Linked DNA regions of Homo sapiens: region 1 is linked to region 2. Evidence: read pairs that join two places in POLR2A ChIA-PET (ENCODE). Cell type or tissue: OCI-LY7. All regions are shown on one strand. Links, peaks and the distances in the headings refer to the core of each region. The heading gives the core; the rest is flanking DNA. Region 1 has its middle 210 kb from the start of SLC24A2. Region 2 has its middle 110 kb from the start of SLC24A2.

What was found. Peaks named below come from ENCODE experiments on the same cell type or tissue, not always from the same donor. Only the 100,000 strongest peaks of a DNase experiment are listed, where the experiment ranks them.
Region 1: POLR2A ChIA-PET joins it to region 2 with 7 read pairs; 2 of 35 experiments call an interaction of 5 or more read pairs at or near these places.

What each region holds. Positions count from the first base shown.
Region 1 is chr9:19,997,043-19,999,961 of GRCh38, reverse strand. It overlaps a transcript of SLC24A2 not described here. Among named protein-coding and RNA genes, the nearest start is that of SLC24A2, 210 kb to the right of the region's middle. RefSeq lists an enhancer at 1-662. In OCI-LY7, for the core only: no CTCF peak of the experiment used is centred there; a DNase peak (open chromatin) is centred at 1,581.
Region 2 is chr9:19,901,402-19,904,320 of GRCh38, reverse strand. It overlaps a transcript of SLC24A2 not described here. Among named protein-coding and RNA genes, the nearest start is that of SLC24A2, 110 kb to the right of the region's middle. In OCI-LY7, for the core only: no CTCF peak of the experiment used is centred there; no DNase peak of the experiment used is centred there.

The sequences.
Region 1 (2,919 bases), core at 267-2,766, 95 kb before region 2:
ACATTCAGGCCATTAAGACCCTGAACTGGGGAACTCCTAGTCTAGCTCTTTAGTCACTTGGCAAAATTGCCACCAGTGACCCGGATGAAGAGGTTGAAAACAGGCCCCTTCTAGACTTTGATTCTCAGCCATGGGTGTTGACTGCTTTGTGCCTCCTGGGTCCCCCTGATGAAACTCTGTGACTCTGGCTCAGGATGACTGTAAGGCAGGACACAGGAGGTCAGCCCTGTAATTCCATAACTGCTCACTCACTGACTGCTTAGTGAGAAACCATGATGACAGCTGGGATCCTTTCCGTGATGAGTAATTACCCTGTCACACAAATCTATTTAGACCACATCCTTCTGGGGTACAACCACCAGTTGATTTAAAATGCAAACCTTTTGTAGCTCATTGCCATGAGGATGAAATATAGAGTTTACTCAGACTTTTCTTTGTTGGAGTATTTATTGTAAATCATTAGTTACTATGAGTTGCTACCCATACATCAAGCAATTCCTACCTAGCCCTGAGTGCTGAAAGAATTCTCTGTGCTTTTCTAGAAAAGGTACCATTTGTCCAAGAATATAATTACTGTATACTTTTTAAAAATCCCAAGCTCATATATTTGTGTAGAGAAACTCAGGCCCAAGGACACCCAATTAACTGGGAACACTCAGTGTGGTTTTCAATACAGGAACCACAAGTCTTCAGGGATGTTAATGAACATGGATAATAAATGCCTCACCTACTACTCAGGCTTCCAGCCAGGGAGGCGAAGGAGTGACAGGCAAAGCCGTGGCTCCCTGCTCCAAGTCTTGCACTAAACACTTTATATAGGTCTTTAATTCTCCCAATAGCCCCAGTGGGTAGGCATTAGCATCTTCATTTTACAGATGAACAAATTGGGGATCCCCATCTTACACCATGAAGCAGTGGAACCAAAACTCATACTGAAAATAATTGACTTTCCCAAGTCTCTCTGCTATATCACCACACACAAAGAGACTTGCAGCCCCAGCTAGCTTATTTCTGGCTTCTGCTGGTCTGATTCTTCTGTGGGTGGCTTTAGAACAAATAGGATGGCTGAGGTCCCCCATCATCAGGGCTGCCGTTGAACATGAAGGAGGAAAGCTGCTATGTATAGCAAGCATTTTTATCTTGCCACCAACAAAGATCAAGCACACAAAATCTGAATCCCCCCAGGGGTGGGAGAAGGAGTGAGTTTCTATTTCTCCCAGACCATTCTGTCCAGAGCACACAGCAATATGGGCAGACAATTAGTATGAACGGATTTGAGCAAAACAGCAAATCTGATTGATGCTGAAAGCACACCCATGTGGGAGCACACAAAGGGATGGAGAAGAGGGGTGGTCATAGGAAGCGGGGCCTGCTTAAAAATTCTAATCCTCATAAGCTTCTGAGGAAGCTGCTCTTTTCACTGGGCAGGTTTTTAATATTTATTGCTGGGGGCTGTTTTAATCCTAATGAAAATAGCATGTCCCTAGGAAAAGAAATGCTGGAGCTACAATGAATGAATGTGGCTCTGGCATTTAAAATGTCTCACAAGGCTCACAGAGGGTAGAGGTGACCCGGAAGTGAATCATTGACAGGCTTCAGGAAGTACTGCTGCCAGAAGGAAGTTGAGCTCAAAACAGGGTATGTGTGGGCGAGTTCAGGCTGAGTTAACCCCTGAATGGGTCTGAATGGAAGACCCATTTCTGAAGAGGGGCACACTCAGAGTTCATCTGCCAGAGTTTGAATCCTAGCCCTGCCATGTCTAAATCTCAATCTCCCATCTCTAAAATGGAGAAAATGATAATTACAGATTTTGTTGTTTCATTGTGAAGACCAATTGAGACAATGAATGTAAATTACTTACCACAGCTTCCGGCACAGAGTAAGTGCTAAATAGTGAGAGATGCATTATTATTAATATAATTTTTATTATTGTATGGCTTATCCTTAATAGTATTGGCTTTTTTCCCAAAAATATAAGGATGCCAGGTATGAACTAAGAGATAGTAACTAGGAGGGCCTATTGGAAAGAGCCAGAGAAAATTAATGCTGAATCTTCTATTGATAAAATTCTGATTCAAATCTGATTCAAACTGAGAAGGAAATAAGAGCTTCTCTTTTGCAGTGAGGGACACAGGCAAATTAACTATTTATCCAAATACAGTTTCATTGGCAAATAAAATGTGTTGCCTGAGTCCAACCATGTCATCAAGTAAGATCTCAACAGAGCTGAATCTGTGTGTAATTCTGAAGACTGGAGTTTGTCTTGCTCACTCCTAGCTGCTGTTGTACGCCTGTTTTTTCATGAGTGGAATCATTTCTAACCACTCAGTAAATTCTCTCTGTTTACCTCTCCCCTTCTATAATAGTGGATCTGTGACTGGGGTTTCCCTTTCTGTTGTTGGGTGAGTCTGACACTTGCTGAGAGTGTGCTGAATGATCCTGACCACCTCCTCTGATCTTCTTGGGCTCACAAATGGGGACCTCAGTTCCTCACTCCAAGGAATAGCTTAAGAATGTAAAAGGTATCATGACCTAAACTAATATGGTACGTCCACTTCCATATGAAAGTCAAAATCAAAGTTGTATCAAACTGTAAAGTAAACTTACTTTTTGAGGTGACATAAAGCTTAAATGGGTACTGGAATTATCTTTATTCTAATTTCTCTCTTTCTCTTTCTCTTTCTTTCTGTGCCCCTGCTTTGCTGGTTCCCTAAACTCACACCTAGTCTGATTATTGCAAATCTAGCACCAAGACCAGATTCCAAAAATTATTAAGAAGAAACAGTAAAATTGTGATGACTAAGTTCTAAATCTCTCTTCTTGTCTTGAGGAAAATGCTCTGTGCTCTCTCTCGTAATTATTCTCAAGAAGCATGCCTAGTTGAAGAGCTCAGCAAATTGTTTGCTTTTTTTGCCTTTT
Region 2 (2,919 bases), core at 114-2,613:
GGGTTAGAGGAGAGAGGCAGAGGCCTTGGATCCATACAATCTCTTCTAGATCACTGCTTCTGAAACTTAAATGTGACATGAATTAAATGTTCATCTTGTCAGAGTGCAGATTCTGATTCAGTAGTTCCAGGATGGTGCCCAAGATTCTTCATATCTAACAAGATCAAGTGATGCTGATGCTGCTGGTCCTTGCACATACTTCAAGGAGTGAGGATACAGGTCCTGGCAGGTCTTTGCTACATGTCCGAGCTGTTTAGCTTCTAGGCTGCTGACCACTGAGGTATGACTTGTCCCATTAGACCTGCTGAGGTGATGTACTGGCCCTTACTGCTAACATCCATGGTCTCAGCCACCTTCCCTTAGTTACAAAATCTTTGTGCATGAGAGGCTTTTTGATTCTATATAGTTCTGGCATTCTGTGCACCTACTCACAAGGACATGGGAGAATACCTGGGTTACCTGAATGTTAAGCAAGGCATAGGAGCATAGAGTGAAGCCTCATACTGACCTCTAAAGCTCCCTTCCACCGCTTTTTTGCCATATACTGGACCATCTTAAAGAGGTCTCGTGTAGGACTCCTTCAGACTTAACGCTTACTCCATCCATCTCTAATGCCCATCATTTTCTCATGGCTCTGTGGATATTTCTGAGATTTCATATCAGAGGGAATCTTTAAGAAGGGAAAACTGAGGATCATAAAGTGCTTCCTGCTAGCTCTACCTCTGTCTCTTTTCTTGCTGCAGCCTACCTGAGTGAGAAGGGATGGGCTTTTGTTTCCTTTCTGCCATATCCTGAGTTATGCCTCCCTACTATGGACTGCATGTTTGTGTTTTCCCAGAATTAATATTCCAAAGCCTTAATCCCCAATGTGGTGGTATTTGGAGGTAAGCCTTTGGGAGATAATTAGATCTAGATGAATGTGAAGCACGCATGATGGGATTGGTGTCCTTATAAGAAGAGGAAAAGGGACCAGAGCTCACTCACTCTCTCTCTCTCTGTTTCTCTCTGCCATGTGAGGTTATAACGAGAAAGCAGCTGTCTGTGAACTAGGAGGAGGGCCTTCACCAACAACCCAACCAGGCTGGCATCCTGATCTCAGACTTCCAGCCTTTACAACTGGGAGAAATAAATGTTTGTTGCTAAAACCACCCAGTCTGTGGTATTTTGTTACGAGCTAACCAAGACGCTCTCTCAGAATAATTGAGTCTCACAAGGTCTGGCACTCGATCTGATAATGGGAGTTAAAGAAATTGAAAAACCTGCTTATTAAAAAAAAAAAAAGCCTGATTTTTAAGACTTATTATAGACTTTGATACTCAGTGACTCTTTTTCCTAGGTAGGATCTGTCCTCACTTTGCCTAGAGTAATGAGCCTCACAGCTTAGCCATGAAGTTGAAAGACTGCAAGGGAACGTGATTTAGGGAGGAAATAAAACTACATTGGTTTACTATGTCAAATATGTTATATCTGTAACCATACTCACACTATATCTCAGAAGTGTTAGTTCATGTAACCAATTTCTTCCTTTCTAATGTAATTGTAATATAGTGATTACCTCTTATTCCTGCCTTCTCACTCTGAAAATATGGCTCTTTCTGGAGGTCTCCAGAATAATATTCATCGATATGTGATACTGGTAGTAAAAGTGTGAAAATTCCAGAGACTTAGGCAAATGACTCAATATCCTCTTCCAGAATGAGCCTTTATTAAATACAAAGAACACTCACTCTGCCTGGGCTAATCCTGTGGACCTAAACTTAACTGCTTACTGGTGCTTCGGTTATTGATGTTTATGATGATCATGATGAGGAGGAGGATAAGGAGTTTTCTGCTGTTAAAAGCTTTACCCATTAAAAAAATATCTGATTACTGATTATCTAGGCCCTTTGATTTCTGTCAGGGCAGGATTCATCTGTTGTAAGGTGTAGGCATAAGGCTTTTCTCCTTGTCTAAAATGTCCTTTTTCCATTTGCCTGCCTTGAAAATTCTTACTCAGTCTTGTAAACTAAAAATAAAATCCCAAGCCTCCCAACTGACTGAATGGACACCATCATACCATCTTGGCCAGAGGGAACCCAGAGAAGCCTTAAAAACTGAATTCCTGGCCATGACAGGACAGGAGGTGAGACACGTCTCATTATACCCCTTCCCTTTTTGCAGTTTAGACACAACCAACCAGCATTAATGTTAAAGTAGCCGGAACAGACTCTTTGTGACAATAAAATACCAAATTATAAACAGGGCCTAAGGCTGTGCCAGGCAAGGGTTACTTAAGTCCTGCACCCTACCCTTAAAGAATGAACTATGCTCTAACTTCTACAAGGTTTTTCTTGTTCTGTGGCAGCCCAGCAAGCACGGGGCCTCAAGGTAAGCAATGTTCAAACAATTGCAGCTCAGTCACATTCAATTCACTGCCACCATTGCCTACTGACTAACTGACCAACACCACCTCAGTCCCCCCTCCCACCCCGCCTGTTCCACAAGCCATAACCACAGCTTTGGCTAGATAAGAGACTTATCTCAGTAGCTTTCTCCTGTTAAGAAGAACACCAACCACAGACTAGTTCTGGCCAGTTTTAGAGAGTCTGCACACTTGATTATCTTCATGTCCCAGCTTCAGCCTTTGACATCTAGGGCCTAATTGTAGATACTACAATATTAAGTCTCCACCAACACAATGAACATGGGTCGTATGTTACATGTGTGTGTAGTGAATACACATGCTTTAGGACCACTTTCATGAATATTTATAGTTCCTCTTGTAACCTGCTGAATATGTATAATTAGCCAAACCCATTTCATCATAAAGCTCCTGCCCCAACCCCTCCTCCTTTGACCTCCTTTGAAGTATCTGTCTTCTGGTCTTTGCCAAAGGCTATACTTCCCAGCCTGCAGGAGAACCATATTTACAGGCTGTAA